Linked DNA regions of Homo sapiens: region 1 is linked to region 2. A link is a loop called in an ENCODE intact Hi-C map of the cell type or tissue named here. Cell type or tissue: heart right ventricle. All regions are shown on one strand.

Region 1 (8,000 bases), 330 kb after region 2:
TTATATTCAGGCTCAAACTCTCCACTTCAGCCAGACAAATCCTCTAAGATTAACAAAGATACTTATTTAAAATACTAATAATTATTATTTTGACATTCATTGAATACTTATGTGCCAGCACTGTTCCAAATACTTACATGCATTATTTCATTTAATACTGAAAACTCTGTGAGATGGATACTGTCCCTATCTTACAGATAAGGAAGCTGAGACTCAGAGAGGTTAGGTAACTTGTCCTAAGTTGCACAGCTAGTAAATGGCAGACTCAAGAATCAAATTCAGTTCTGTCTGATTCTTAATTAGGTAATGGCTACATAAAAATATACCCTTTAATCCTTCCCTTCTCTGAGCTTTGGGAGCCTCTCCCCAGAATGTTCTTAACAGTTCTCCAGCCAAACTATGTTTCCTCCAGTGATACTTGTCCTCAGCTTCCTCATAATGCAGAGTCCTAAAAGTCCTTTCTCCCCAGATCTGTGTATACCCAATGGACCTCAACAAGTTATTTTTAGAGTTAAGGTCAGGGAGACACAAGACGAAAAGGAGCCGGGACTCAGAATAATGTGTAAATAGATGATCTACACAGCAAGACACATGGTGATCTTGCTCAATTAGAGGCTGCATGTTTGCTCTAAGACTATTTCAGCACAAACTCTGAAACTGCCTTCCAGGCTTTGCTGGAAGTATCTGAATGGAGGAGCAGGTGGTCTGTGGAACTGCATAGCCAAGGGATTGTTGAGGCTTCCTACAGAAAATGAGCAAATCTCTGGGTGTGTACAAGATTTCATGGCAGAAGCATGGGGCAGGGCCTCCTCTGTATATGCTTCCAAGCTCTACTCAAACCCAGCCCTGTGTTGTAGCCTCACCTTCAGGGTTATGAACCATCCCTAGTCATACCACATCTAAGTCCATGTTCATAAAATGCGAGCTCATGGCTGTAAATGTTTGTTAAAGGACTATGAACAGCACAGTGCCCATAACCATGCATTAATTCTCATGAAGGGACTGGTGTCTAGTGGGCTTGCCCCAGTTTTGTGATATACCTGCCTGTTCTGACTCTGGTTCAGTTCTTCAGCAGCTTCTTCAGGGCTGTGAGTGAGGAGGACTCTGGGTTGTTTCTAACAATGCTTGGTCCTGTCTCCTGGAGAGGTCTTGGAGGCAAATAGGGTAGACGAAGAGACATGAGGCCGTGACGGGAGAGAGCGGCCAGGAGGAGGGACATTCAGCAGGGCTATAGGTCACCTTACCAAACACGCCACCTCTGCAAAGTGGGCTGATCTGGCCCTGGGGGATGGCCCAGTATGCTGGGGTCTTACTGCCTGGAGGCAAGCAGAGTGATTTTTCTTCTGGTCACAGGCACCTGGCTAGCTCACTCCCAGTCCTGGCTCTACTGTTCACAAGCTATGCCTTCTGGGGTGTACTACTTAACCTTTCTGGGTTTCCAACCCTCCGCCTGCAAAATGTGCAGATAATAAATGTGCAAAATGATAACCAGTCCCTCCTTCAAAGCGTTGTGGTGAGAACTAAATAAGCTAGTGTATAAAAAGTATTTAGAATAGTGCCTACCATATAGCTTAAAAAGGTGACGGAGAGCTTAAAAATACATATATCGTGACAGACACAGGGCCTGGTCCCCACTTTGGCAGACAGCAAAAGGAGGCATTGCACGATGTTTTGGCAGAAGATCTAAGAGAAAGTGCACCGTGTGTCTCTCTTTTTCACACATAGTTACAGAAAGCGGCTGACACTGGGGTACCCACCTTTTTAGGGCACACTCCAGTTCATTCTTCTCCTCATGGGCTTCTTGGAGCTGGGAGATGATTCTGGTCAGGAAGTCTTCAAAGTTGGACAGTAAATGAGGTTCCTCCTTCTTCAGCTGCAACCAGAGCTGCTTGACATCACTTTCACTGCAAGAGAAGGGACGCTCATGTGGAAGTGTGGAGATGAGGCTTCACGGGAAATACAGAGGTTCCCAGACAGGAAACTGACAGCCAGAAACAGTACCGTCAGAATCATTATAAAGATGACAGTAGCTAACGTGGACCGAATGCTTGCTGCATGTGAGGAGCTTCAAGGATATCAGCTCATTTCGTCCTCACAATAACCCTACAAGGCAGGAGCTGCAATTACCCCATTTACAGATGACGAAGCAGGTGAAGAGAGGTGGAGTGAGCTGTCTAAGATCACCCAGCAGTCACTGATGGAGTCAGGGGTCCAGCTCAGGGCTGTCTGACTCCGGTGTTGGCCTCCTTCCCCACCTCGCTCTGCTGCTTCTGTTCTCCCGTGGCCTTCACGACGGGCTCGTGGGGCTGGGCGTGCACAGCAACATGCTCTGGTGCATCTCCAAATGCCAGGAAGAAGACAGGAGGACAGGAGCCCAGTGCGTTTAAGGACACACACTATGGAGCTAAAGCAGAGAGCTCGTTGCCCCCAGGAAGGATGGTCCTCACTGCTGAGAGGTAAAGACGTGCCATGTGATGGATGGCAGAAAGCAATTGTCACTGCAGGAAGGGAAGAGAATATGCAGCACCCCACTGTGGCCTAGTGGCACTAGGGATGACTGACAGGCAAAAAGAAGGGAAGGAGCAAGTCTGAAAGATGCGCACACACAGAAAGACAAGGCGAGAGAGACTTGGGAGACCCAGAGGCCAATAGACAAAGGCACAGAGGCACGTGTGTACACAGCTCAGTGACAGAGATACAGGGGCTCAGGCTGACACCCAGGGAGGGAATGAGGAGGAGACACACATGGTGGACCCTGTTCTCCCTTTCTGGGGAAACTAAAAAATCTGTGGCCAATGATCAAGCTAAGTTAAACATAAATCTGAAAGAGGATAGGTTTTAATTCAATAAAAGTTAATAATTTCTCACAGCTAGCAGACAGTAGAGTGTTATAGCATCAAGTTTGAAAGTTATATAATAATAAACAGTAGAGTTCAAGTGAAATTTCACAGGCTAGTTTATTATAAATTATCAATTAAACTTTATTCTAGCAAAGTAGAGAATAAATATAAATCTTATCCCGCAAACAATCAGGCTTTTGATTTTTTTAAATTAATGGGCACATATGTATTTTCCAACACTTTTTTCACATCTATATAACAAGATGTAATAACTAGCTCAGTTCATTGTCTTCTCAAAGTCTTTTGTTACTTAAATATTCACTCTGTGTCTTAATCTTTCAAGTTTCCAGCTATTGAAAATATAAGTCCTTCACCTCCTTCCATCCTTTCAACATAATTACATTTTGATTTTTTACTCTGTTAAACTTTGAGACTTTATGTAATGTATATTTCACATTTAATTAATTTAACCTGATTATGGAAAATCGCTTATGACCCTCGTTTTATGAGGATAAAGTTATCTGTATGCCTATACTTCTCTTGAGCTCTTTCCAAAATTTGCTTGTCCATTACAGTCATCTGCACCTTGACAATCTGCCACCAACAGATTCCTGTTGGCTCCCCAGGAATCCTCAGGATAAAGAATAAAATTATCTGTGCTTGTATAACAAGCATTATATTTTAGAAATTTTCTTCGGAAGTGATATTTGTTAGTGTCATGCTAGCAATGCCCCTGTGGTATAGACATTACTCTCTGCACCCTGCAGAGAAGAGGCCCACTGAGAAATGGGTGGTGACCTCCCATCCCTGTGGCAGCTTGCTCCCTGCTGTGGTGTGAATGTTTATATCTCCTACAAATTCATATGTTTAAATCCTAACCCCCAACATGATGGCATCAGTAGGTGAGGCCTTTGAGAGGTGATTAGATCATGAAGGCAGAGCCCTCACAAATGGGACTAGTGCCATTGACACTGTGTTCTATAATTAGTATTGTTTTAAAACTCTGTATGCTAACTCCCAAATATGATATTAAATAAATGTTTATACTATTATGACTACATAAATAATACCCCTGGAGAACCAGGACTCTTCCTAAAATTACGCCATTATTTGTTTTACTTCCTTTCCCTGTCCCACTTCCCCAAATCCCTTGCCAGTTTCTTCTGGGAGTACCTCACTAATAAATCACTTTAAGACAAAAACCACAAAAACAGAAACGTAAATGTGACTTGTCTTCCATTAAATTCCAGAAACAGAAGATCTGAGGATAGCTCTGACAAGGAACCCTCAGGAGAAGGAATAAAATCCTTTGTGCTTGCGTTATTAAGCATTATATTTTAGAAACCTTATTCAGAAGGGATATTCAATAGTGCCATGCTAGCAACGCTCTTGGGAAATGGACATGACTCTCTGCACCCAGCAGAGAAGAGGACCACTGAGAAATAGGCCCACCTCTGATCAGTTATCTGGTCATCTCTAACACTTCATCCCTCTCTCCCTCCTTTCCTTGCTCCATCACTTCCACCAATTCTTTCTTCTATCCCATCCAAACATCCGCGTACTTATTTAGACCATCCATCCATCCATCCATCCACCCACCCATTTCCTTATTAACTCAACAAGTATTTATTATGATCTGTTGTAAACCTTGCACTGTACTGGATGTCATGGGTGAATCTGGGAAATGGGAGAAAAGGAGGTAAGGAACCTCTCTGTTTCTCAGAATGAGTTCCATTCCTCCCAGCCCCACAACACACACACAGCATGTTGTGGGGGTCTTATTTCATCCTATAGGTAAAATTTAGATGTGGCAAAGGGTTCAGAGATAAGAGGGTCTCAGAGAGACACCATGGTGACCTCCCATCCCTGTTATAGGTTGTTCCCTGCTGTGGTGTGAATGTTTATATCTCCTACAAATTCATATGTTTAAATCCTAACCCCAACATGATGGTGCCAGAAGATGAGGACTTTGAGAGGTGATTAGATCATGAAGGCAGAGCCCTCACGAATGGCACTAGTGCCCTTATAAAAGAGGCCAGAGGAAGCTCATTCACCCTTCCTGCCATATGAGGACACAGTGAGAAGACAACTGTCTGTGAATGAGGGAATGTGACCTCATCAGAGAGCAAATCTGCTGGCACCTTGATCTTGAACTTCCTAGCTTCCAGAACTGCCAGAAATAAATTTTGGTTATTTATATAAAGTACCACATCTATGGCAGGTATTACAGCAAACCAAATGGACTGAGACACGCCACCATGAAGTAAATGCATTGTAAAATCAAGGTTCACCTTGCCAGCCCAGGTCTGTCTGTCCACACCTGCCAGGTTCCTGATGGAGCCAACTGAGCTCAAGTCCCCAGTGAGATTTGCAGACCCACCTGCTCCTCTTCCAACACTCTTTGAACTACTTAGTCATGGCAACAACAACTTGCCCCAGATTTCTGGAGAAGGGACAAGTCTTTCAACTTTTGATGAAAAACAAGCCAAAGCTCACTAAGCTGCCAAATCGCTTAGCCAATCGGACCACCAAGAAAAGTCAAAGTGCAGATGCCCAGTCTCGAACTTCTAGAACACACCAAGGCCACCCCTCCTGGGAGGATATGGGAGTATAGGCTAGAAAGGATTCTGGGAGGTTTATCAATCCATTTCACTGCTTCCAGAACAACACACAAATCATTTTGGTGAGCAAAATCTTTAAAGAGCCCTCAAATATTCATAGCCTTTTCTATTTCCCTATCTGAGGTCTCACAGCCGTGAATGTTTCCCTCATGCTGCAATCTAAGCCCACTTCAGTGAGGATGGAAGTGGCTGGTCACCATCTTCTGTGTATCATCTTTTACAGACCACTCTTGAAACCTCCACAAAACCTCCTCTTCTTCGGGACATCTCATTTTGGCTCAGTTCTGCACTGCCTTACTATAGGTCCTCAGAGTCACGTCTGGTGGACTCTAATTGAGAACCTTGCCAGTAAGGCTGCTACCCTGCAGTGAGGGCTGGGCAGAGAGGCCCCTTCCTTCCGTTACGGTGCCTCAGCTCACCTGCACTGCCTTCTCCTTCCCCCTTCTCCAGGAGGAGGTGTCACACTGTCACCAGGAATGGTCTCTGTGCTCTGGCCTGTTGTCCTTGGAGAAGCTGGGTCAGGTGTATGACTAATGAGCTTCCCACCCACCTGTGCCCCTTCCACCTGCCAGCTACACCTTCTGTGGTCGACACCTGCTGCAGCCCCTTCCAGGCCTTCAGCAAACCTGCTACTGCTGCTGGTCTTGAGTTCCACTTCCTGTGTAGCGCCCCCACCAGGATCTTCCCCAGGCACTTGCCTATCCCTTTCTTGCCTGGAACACACTTTCGCCAGCCTTTCCCAGTTCTGCCACAGTCTACCAAATTGTTTGCTGAAAAATTCACAGAGCTTCGGCCTGCAAATCGTATATAGGCCTCTTCTCTCTTGTCTCCTTTTTATCATTTTCCACCCTAGCCCCTTCTCTTCCCAAGCTCAGGAAATGTCAGCTGTAATCAGTAGGGCATTCCCACACTACAGGAAACATACATCTAACCCAAGACCTAAGGACCCCAAAACAAAAAGGCCAAAGGCAAAGGCTAAAGGGGCAGAAGGTATTACATGCTTTTCAGGCCCTCTGTTTGGTTTCTACTAGCTGTAACACCACATTTTCCTTATTTTATTTTACTTTACTTCAATGTCAGGGCTTAGATCCCTGTGTCTATTCCAAAGCACATTTTAGGAAAAAAAATGGTGGAGGGGTAGTTATGTTTTGTTTGAGATCTCAGCCATCTACAATTTTCCAAGTAGTGGCCTGCTAAAAACTGCTTCATTTCCCACCTTGGCTTCCTGCACAAGCCTGGTTTGCCGAGGATACCGTGTGCAAATGCTTCCACATGATGGGTTTTGGCCAGGAAGGCACCCACAGCTGGGGCAGCTGGGAGGCACCGTAGCTCTAGAGACCCAGGAGAGGTAAAGATGCTGGGGAGCTGATGGTGATAGGAAGCCTTAGGGAGAACTCCATGAAAAACCCTGAGAGCATGGTACAGACCTCTGATGTGTGAGTGCCTCATGAGGAGCAAGGCTGAGCCAAGGACTGGGGGATAATGCATGGCCAGGAGTGAGGAAGGTAGAGGGGGTGGGAGAGAAGGAGAATAGGAATGATTCCTAAAGAAAAAAAAATGTAAACAGCAGAGACAGAGCCCAACACACAGCCAGGTCATCACAAAGGACAGGCCCCCACTGGCAGAACCAGCGGGCCTTTACCTGCACTGCATTCCAGTGCAGGGACCAGCACCACATGGTTAACAAATGTTAATTGTTGAATGGACACAGGAAGAGGTTCCTACCAGGCTGGTCTCCGTTCTACAAATCACTGTCACCACTTACTCTTCCAACACCTTTTGGGCTCCAAGTCTGTCCATCAGCATCCGGAACTGGGCTTCCTCATCTTCGCCCATGTCGCCCAGATCCTCATCCCCTCTGGACAGATACACCTTCTCTTCATGGCGCTGGGCCACCTGTTCACCTGCATCTTCCTGACTTGGGTTATTCTGGCTGAAGAAGAAGTGACCTGGGGGGTGCAGGGCACAAGGATCCGAATTAGACCATACCCATCCAGGAAGAGCTCAGCTTTCTCACCTGCCAGGAATCATTGAAGGTTCATCTGAGAGAAGGAAAGGGAAGGGAAAGCCCCTCCAGCAAAGATCCATGGACATGGGTCCGTGGACACGTTCCAGATTCTGTGACTTTTCCACTTCCACAAACACCCCATCAGTGATGCTAGAATCTGGGAATGGCAGAATGTAAGACGGATACGGTGTCTCCTTTGTGGTTCTCAGTCCCTTAACATCTGGCTTAGAACGCATCTCCGTTGATTTCTTCTTTAAGCAACAAGGCCTTTCCCTGCACTGCATTCCAGCACCCTGACTGCAGAGGCTCCTATTGTCATCCTAGTCATCCTCCCGCTAGCATCACTAGACTTCACATCTACAAGCTCCTTAACAGTTTCCAGTGTACTTCCTCCATACTCATACTGTCCAGTGTTACAGCAGTCTGTCTTATCCTCCCAAGTCAATTAGAAGCTCCTGAAGGTCAGGAAAGGCATCAGATACTTACAAGAAAATTATATGGCCCCACACATAAGGCAGATATATGGCTTTT
Region 2 (8,000 bases):
GGCTTATTTGCCTGTCTTGCCAGGGATCTTTGAGGCTGTGGGTGTGCAGCATAGAGTAAAGATCAGGGAATCGCAAAGGCTACTGGATGCCTTAGTGGAGGTGAATTTGGGCAGAATTTTCCAGACCTTCAGGTGCCGGTTTTGTTCTCTTGACAAAGGTCTAACCCACAAATCTTCCACAGATTTCCCTGGCCTTGTTGTGTTCTTATTCTCTTTCCCTGTCTCATCAGGGTTGCAGGACACAAGTTTATCTGTCATAGACACACACTCTTTCTCTCTCTCTCTCTCTCTCTCTCACACACACACACACGTTCAGCATGGCTGCTTTGCAGTGGAAACCTGTACTGCACATCCACAGGTGTGGCAGGAGTCCCATATCAGAGCATCTGTGCCGGAAAGACCTCAATGATGACCCATTCTACCTTACCTGGCCTCTACACCCCTTGACTTCCCAGATGAGGAAGCAGGTCCAGACAGGCCCAGACTGTTTGGCAGAAGAAGTCTAAGAGCCTCTGGAGTCTTAACTCCTTGGGTTCAAACCCTGATCTGTCACAAGGTGTGTGACACTTTGGGCAAGTGACATGACTTCCCATCTCTCAGTGTTCTCATCTGTAAATGGGGATAATGATACCTACATCACAGGGTTGTTTTGAAGATTGAATGGGATAATCTATGTGACGTGTTTAGCATAGTCCTTGGCACATAGTAAGTATTTAATGTTAGCTTTTATTATTACATGCCATAGAGCTGGTACTAGAACCTACGACCCCAATCCTAAAACTCCACTCTTTGCCCCAGCACCATGCTCTGTCTCTTGTCCGGACACCCGTCAATGGACTTTCTAGGGAAAGTCAACATTGGTGATAAAGGCAGAGAAGGCCCACTGTACTCAGTAATCGCATTTGCTTCTTAGTCAGTCTGAACCTCAGTAAGTCTGAAGCCTCTATGGTTTCCTCTTCACCTGGACCTACTTGTACCCCTGGGCACCTGCACACTCACAGAGTAGTTGCTCTTTAAGAAATTGTCCCCATTTTGGGAAGCTCTTTTATTTCAGAACCATACGCAATGAGGCATTGGTTTTGCCCATGACCTTCTCTTCCTCTATCATTCCCAACCCCCCATCAGGCCCTCCTCCCCGCTTGCTCTTGCCTCTTTGGCTGGTGCTGGGCCAAAGCCCAAATTACTTCCCTGAGCCACTGCTCTGCCTTTTATTTCAAGCTTATGGGCTCATGGAGACAGGGAGAGAAGAGGAGAGAAAAGAAAAGGTGGCTGTCTTATTTGGGATTTCTATTTGCAGACCTTGAAGAAGGTAATTTAAGACTGTTAGTCTTCTCATTAAAAAAAGACAAAACCCATTTTTCTTCAATTTAGTTTGAGAGATAGGGTGGTGGAAGAGATATAGGAGAAAAAAAGGAAGCCTGTCAAGAATGGCGATGGATGGGGGTGGCCAGGCAATCGAGCAGAAGGTGTTTGGAGGTCATTCTGCAGTCGGCCCTGACAAGAGACTGGGTGCAGCGTCCTCTGGGTGCCATGGGTTTTTAGTAAGCTGAGGGATTTGTGGGGGCCTGGGCGCTACTGTCTGCAGTTTCCCTCCCTCTGCACGTCCCTCCCCTCCCAGCCAGGGCCCACTAGACTCCTAACACAGAACCTTCTCTCGATCTGCAGCAGAGGGGCACGATTCACTCACTCAAACCAAGGGGTCAGGGCCCCTGAAAGGAAAATTGTATTTTTTAAAAAGGACTTCAGGCAGAAGATAGGACTTAACAAAGAAAAACGTAATTCTAATGGTAAAATTTTAGCCATTATTGGTAGAGAAGATAGAACCACAGAATGTCAGGGTTAAGGGGAAACCTTGGGGCTCACTTAATTCAATCTTTTGCAGACAGAATGAGGAAATTTACCCATCGGAGCTAAAACGCACATCTTAAAATGACTTCTCTAGAAGTCTGTAATCGATGGTTGCAGTTTTCTATCCCCCACTATTCAAGGCTCCATCTCCTGTAATATCCCACCACACTTGGGTCCCTGTGCTGGGAGTGGCAAAGGCCCCAAAGAAACTTGGAGCCGGATGCCTGGATCTCAAAGCTAGCCTTGCCATTTTACTGGCTGTGTGACCTTGGGCAAGTTACTTAACCTCTCTGTGCAGGTCACATTTATGGAACACTTTCGCGTGCCAGATGCAGACCTAAGTGCTTTACGTGCATTATTCTGGTGCCTCTTTCCAATACCCCTATGAAGTAGGGCTAGTCCCATTTTGCAATATAACCGAGGTTCACACAGGTTAAATAACTTGTCCAAAGTCACACAGCAAGTAAATGGCAAAGCCAGAGTTGAATGAGGAATCCCTGGCTCTGGCCTCAAGCTCTTACCCACTGTGCAGTACTCTCAGGACCAGGGAACCCAGGGCAAGGCAGGAAGGGGTGGGGGGCAGAGACTGATGGTTTCCCTCATACCCACTGTGCAGTACTCTCAGGACCAGAGAACCCAGGGCAAGGCAGGAAGGGGTGGGGGGCAGAGACTGATGGTTTCCCTAATATTTGTTCTCCCCTTTTTCATTGGGAATAGAGCATCTCCATTTTAATTGGGTACTTGGTCACCTGGAGCAAAAGACATTTCCCAGCCTCTCTTCCGGCTAGGCATAGCCAGGATTCCCTGTTTGCCGGAGAGCGGTATGTAAGCAGAAATGGTATATGCGGCTTTTTAGAAGGATCGTTTTTTGGTATCTGTTTCATGTTCATTTACAAAGAATGTACATCCTGTCATTGTAGAGTACAGAATTCTGTATGTGTCGATTAGGTCAAATTTGTTAATTGCGCTTTTCACATCTTCTGTATCCTTACTGATCTGGTGTCTGATTGGTCTATTGGCTATTGAAAGATGCCTGTTACAGGCTCTCCCTACAAGTGTGAATTTGTCTATACCTTATTTAAGTCTCTTAAATTTTGCTTCGTATGTTTTGCAGATATTTTATGGAGTACAAACAGATTTGGAGTTAAGATATTATTCTGGCGGATTAATCCCTTTATCGCTAATAATGTCATTATCTGTCTTTTAACAGTTAGAAGTATATATATATATATTTTTTCTGAGACAGAGTTTCATTTCGCTCTTGTTGCCCAGGCTGGAGTGCAATGGCGCAATCTTGGCTCACCGCAATCTCTGCCTCCCAGGTTCAATCGATTCTCTTGTCTCAGCTTCCCGAGTAGCTGGGATTACAGGCATGCACCAACACACCCGGCTAATTTTTTGTATTTTTAGTAGAAACGGGGTTTCTCTATGTTGGTCAGGCTGGTCTCAAAGTCCTAACCTCAGGTGATCCACCCGCCTCGGCCTCCCAAAGTGCTGGGATTACAGGCATGAGCCACCGCACCCAGCCAGAAGTATCTTTAGAGTGGTGGGGGCATGTCTCTCTTCACCCTTTCCTTCTTCCTGTTGGTTGGAATGCTGATGTTGTGGCTGGAGCTGAAGCAGCTCTATTGAACCGTGAGCTGAAAACTATGGGTTGAAAAGGAGTAACAATTAGTTCAAAGATTCTGGGTCTCAGATGGTTTCAGAGCTGCCGTTCATCCCTGAGCTGCTTACCTCCAGACTTAGTTTACATTAGAGAACAACAAACTTGTAGCTTCTTTAAGCTACATGTTTGTGCCAGGGGCACTGCAGTGGGGGCAATAAGACCAGAGGCCCATGGCAGGCAGTGGTCGCCGAGCTCTTCTGACTGTACACCCCCTCAAATTTCTTATTTATAATTTTTATTCATGTACTATTGTCCATTTATATAGCAGGTATTCATCAAAACTTCATTTTGCAGTTTTGAAAGTTAAAAAATAATGAGGGATAGGGATTTCAGTAAGTTTTCCCTGTATCCCAGTATATTGTCTGTTGCCACCTTGGAGACCACTGGTGCAGAGTGTGCATGGAGTGGGTGAGAGCTGAAGGTTAGGTGGGGTCAGGTCAAGAGTGACCTTACATGTGAAGCTCGGGGACTTGAATTAATGTCCTGAAAGTGATGCTGACCCCAGGAAGGTGGTGCTTAAGTTCGAGAAAGAGATGGTGGAGGAATGGAGATAGGGGACAGACACCTGACTGGCGCAGAGGGAGGCCCCATCAGGCAGGCAGTGTGCTCCAGGAAGAGGCAGGAGAGGAAAGACCCCAGGAGTGGGCAGAGGAAGAAGCAGCCAGGTGGGAAGTTGAAACAGAGGCGGGGGTAGAAGGAGAACCAGGGGAGTGGGGGTCCAGGTAGCCAAGGAGGACAGGGTGGGCTGCAGTACTGCATGCTTGCTAAGAGGTCCAAGCAAGGGCTCACCTTTGTCCATGAAGGATACATGGGGATCATAGGGATGCACCATGAAGGGAGGGGAAACGGAGACCTGGAGGTGAATATTTTCAAATGAGAAGGCTGGGAGGGAAGCAGCTAGAAGGTCAGGGAAAGGAAGTGCTTTTGTGTGATGAGGGAGGGCGGCTCGGGCATGCCTAGTGCACTGGGAAAGGCTCCAAAGCCTGCTTAACTCTGCTGCCTCCGGGGAAGGGGACAGGGCTGAAGGAAGGTGAGTGGAAGAGCTCCAGCCACCACTTCCAGCCCTCCTCCTGACTGTCCCAGTGGATTCCCCTCTCTGGGACCTCATTGTACCCCAATTTCCTTTTCCCTGGAGAGTGATATATCAGGGGAGGTAGGTGGGGGAACATGGCAATGGCTGCAGCTGCCCCTGGAGAGGAGAAAAGCAAACATAAGCCACTTGATGTGAGCTTATCTGCCAGCGAATGGAGGGGCCAGGGCTTTGGATAATCCCCCAAATCATTTTTCATTGAGCTTTGAGTGTCTTATGATTGCTGGGAAGCCGACTGGCCTTCCTAAGTGGGTGTTATTTCTGTTCATAGCAGTTGGGAGCTGGGCTTGGGAACCAATTGAAGGAAGTGTTCCTGAGGGGCACCAGCTAGACAGCAGGGGGCAGGCAAGGCAGAGACTCCCACTACGGGTGTAACCAATGCTGGATGCAGAATCACGGACAAGCCTCTGAAGACAAAGGAGAGGGACCGTACCTCCCAGATCCCTGGCCTCGCGACGCTGATCTCTTCCTTGGCCTCTAAAAGGCACATCTGTGTCCTCCCTTTGGCCCTTTGTTCAGGCTGTGGCCTGAATCTGAAACCCCTGCTACTCTGTCCCAATGCTCCAGGGCTCAGGGGGACTCTACCCCTCCCTGAAGGTGGCTATTTCCACCTTCCCAGACCCCCAGGGCAAAGCCCAGCATCCACGGACTGCAGCAGTTGGCCTGGGTGCTTCTCAGCATCTTATTTAACAGACTGACTGATTTGGTTACCTTCCCGAGCTTGTGGACTGAGATGGGGACAGCGGTGCCACACAGTGGGGTCCAGACCCTCTTTCTGGCTCTGCCCTTTACTTGCTGCCTGTGCTTGGCGAGGCAAGCTACTTCCCTCCCTGAGTGTTTGGTTTCCCACCTGCAGGGAAAAGCAGCGGCTCTCCTGCTTAGGTCTTAGAATTACCTGGGGGACTCGTTAAAGTGAAGATCTCAGGGCCCACCCCCAGAGTTTCTGATTCATTAGGTTTAGTGTGAGACCCTGAAGGATTTGCTCCCAGGCAGGGTGACTGATAATCCCCATTTGCCCGGGACAGAGGGATTTCTTGGGATACAGGAGTGCTGTTCAGGGTTAAACCTGGGCAATCCTGGGAAACCAGGATGGCTAGTCACTGCTCCCAGGTGCTGCTGGTCTTGGGACCACACTTTGCATCAATGTTCTCTAAGGTCCCTTCCAACTCTGAAAGTCCCTGTGCCTGCAGTATAAGTACCCTTCACCTCTGAAACAGGCATAACTGGGTGGGACATGAGGGTGGGCCCGTCCTCTCATGCAAATTCACATTTAGGACACAGTTCCTGTTGAAATGATAAAGATCTCCCAGATTGCCCGGCAATGAGCCTCAAGGTGCCTTCCCCCCAGGAAGAGGTTCTGACTGTAGCACAAAGGTGGGATTCAGGGGCAGCCAGCAGGTGCGGGGGCGGTGAATGTCATTGTCAGGATCCATGCCATAGGACATCTCAGAAAGGCAACCACAGATGCCTTGAAGGTGAACTGATGCATTTTGGGGACTTTCATCAGGGCTGGATGTGTAATGGCATGGCTGTGAGACTTGAGGATCATTGTCCTCCTACTGCATCCCCCCGCTCTCCCAAGCAGATGAGGCTCAAAGCACAGAGATGCAGGATGTGTAGGAAGAGCCCAGCTGGCTGGCCAGATGTGCTGGGAGTCCTGGTGAGCAGGGCAGGCTCCAGCCGGGGCCAGTGCCCAGGAGCACAGGGTACCACAGGTGTTGGCTGGTGGGCAAGACCAAGTCCTTTAATAGTGATGGGGAGCAAGGGGTGGGAGCTGGCTGTATAGATCATACATAAACACATGGCGTTTTGAGGCCCTGGGTGAGCTGCATCCTTCACTCCCTCAACAAACATGTATTGAGTGCCTGCTATGTGCTATGTGCTGGTACTTGGAACAACTGGACTTGCTCCTTCAGGAGGTCACAGCAGTCGTGAGGGTGGGGCACATGCATGCAAACAACTTCCAGACACTGGAGAGCACTTTCAGAGATGCTGGCCCGTCCTGATGGGAGCGCAGAGGGACAGGCATTGATTCTGCCAGACGAGGGTGGTGGGGGTGGATGGCAAAAGAAAGGGGCATTTAATTTGGTCCTTAAAAACAGGCAGGGTTTCTGCGGGCAGAAAAGGAGGGAGGGCTGCCCAGGGAGAGGGGACAGTGTGAGCAAAGGCCTGGCGGCATGGCTGGGCAGGGTGGGCCGGCGGGGGCAGGAAGGGCTGGGAAGCCATGTCTGGGCCTGGAACAAACTTGGCCTCACTAAGTTGTGACTTTCCGCTTTCCCCCACATTCTCTACTCCTGGGATCTCACCAACCTCTTATTCTTTGTCTGCTCCCATTAGCAAAAGCTGAGGTTGGGAGGGACCTGACTCTCCGTTCCCTAAGGGAAGAGCACCCCATACCAGGGGAGGGCTTTTGGGGCGCCTGATGTTTCTGAAAACAAACAAGCAAACAAACAAAACTGGCATATTTCACTTAACATAACGTCCTCCAGGTTCATCCACATGTCACAGACAACAAGATTCCCTTCTTTTATAAGGCTAAATAGCATTCCATTGTATATATATGCCACATTTTCTTTACCCGTTCATCCCCTGATGGCCGCTTAAGTTGATTCTGTATCTTGGCTATTGTGAACAGTAATGAAATGAACATGGAATGCAGATAGCTCTTCAACATACTAATTTCATTTCCTTTGGATAAATACACAGTAGCATCTTATGTTAAGTGAAATAAGCCAGGCACAGAAAGACAAATACCACATGATCTCACTCATACGTGGAATCTAAAAAGTTGATCCCATAGAAATAGAGTGTAGAATGGTGGTGGGGGGAAGTGGGGAGGGGAAGAGATGTTGGTTAAAGGGTATAAAATTTCAGTTGGACAGGAGGAATAAGCTCAAGAGATCTATTGCATGTCGGGACTCTGTATGGTTAATAACATTGTATTTTTTTTTTTATACTTTAAGTTCTAGGGTACATGTGCACAACGTGCAGGTTTGTTACATACGTATACATGTGCCATGTTGGTGTGCTGCACCCACCAACTAGTCATCTACATTATGTATATCTCCTAATGCTATCCCTTCCCATGACAGGCCCCGGTGTGTGAAGCTCCCCACCCTGTGTCCAAGTGTTCTCATTGTTCAATTCCCACCCAATGTATTCTTTTTTTTTTTTTTTTTTTTGAGATGGAGTCTCACTCTGTCACCCAGGCTGGAGTGCAGTGGCACGATCTTGGCTCACCGCAAGCTCCGCCTCCCGGGTTCACGCCATTCTCCTGCCTCAGCCTCCCAAATAGCTGGGACTACAGGCGCCCACCACCACGCCCAGCTAATTTTGTTTTTGTATTTTTAGTAGAGATGGGGTTTCACCATGTTAGCCAGGATGGTCTCGATCTCC

The links. Hi-C counts contacts between places; a loop is a spot of excess contacts. Peaks named below come from ENCODE experiments on the same cell type or tissue, not always from the same donor. Only the 100,000 strongest peaks of a DNase experiment are listed, where the experiment ranks them.
Region 1: it touches region 2 in a loop (1.8-fold over the local background); 3 of 110 quality-filtered maps call a loop at or near these places.

The regions. Positions count from the first base shown.
Region 1 is chr12:3,671,689-3,679,688 of GRCh38, forward strand. CRACR2A (calcium release activated channel regulator 2A) reads right to left here. Exons shown (of 20, transcript NM_001144958.2): 6 at 7,227-7,410; 7 at 1,758-1,904. Among named protein-coding and RNA genes, the nearest start is that of CRACR2A, 77 kb to the right of the region's middle. In heart right ventricle, no CTCF peak of the experiment used is centred here; no DNase peak of the experiment used is centred here.
Region 2 is chr12:3,337,306-3,345,305 of GRCh38, forward strand. It overlaps LINC02827 (long intergenic non-protein coding RNA 2827), which reads left to right. Exons shown (of 5, transcript NR_187483.1): 5 at 1-1,357. The region is part of intron 1 of LOC100128253 (a long non-coding RNA gene); the gene reads right to left. Among named protein-coding and RNA genes, the nearest start is that of LINC02417, 27 kb to the right of the region's middle. In heart right ventricle, CTCF peaks have their summits at 4,942 (motif pointing right) and 5,143; a DNase peak (open chromatin) is centred at 4,936; H3K27ac peaks cover 1,348 bases.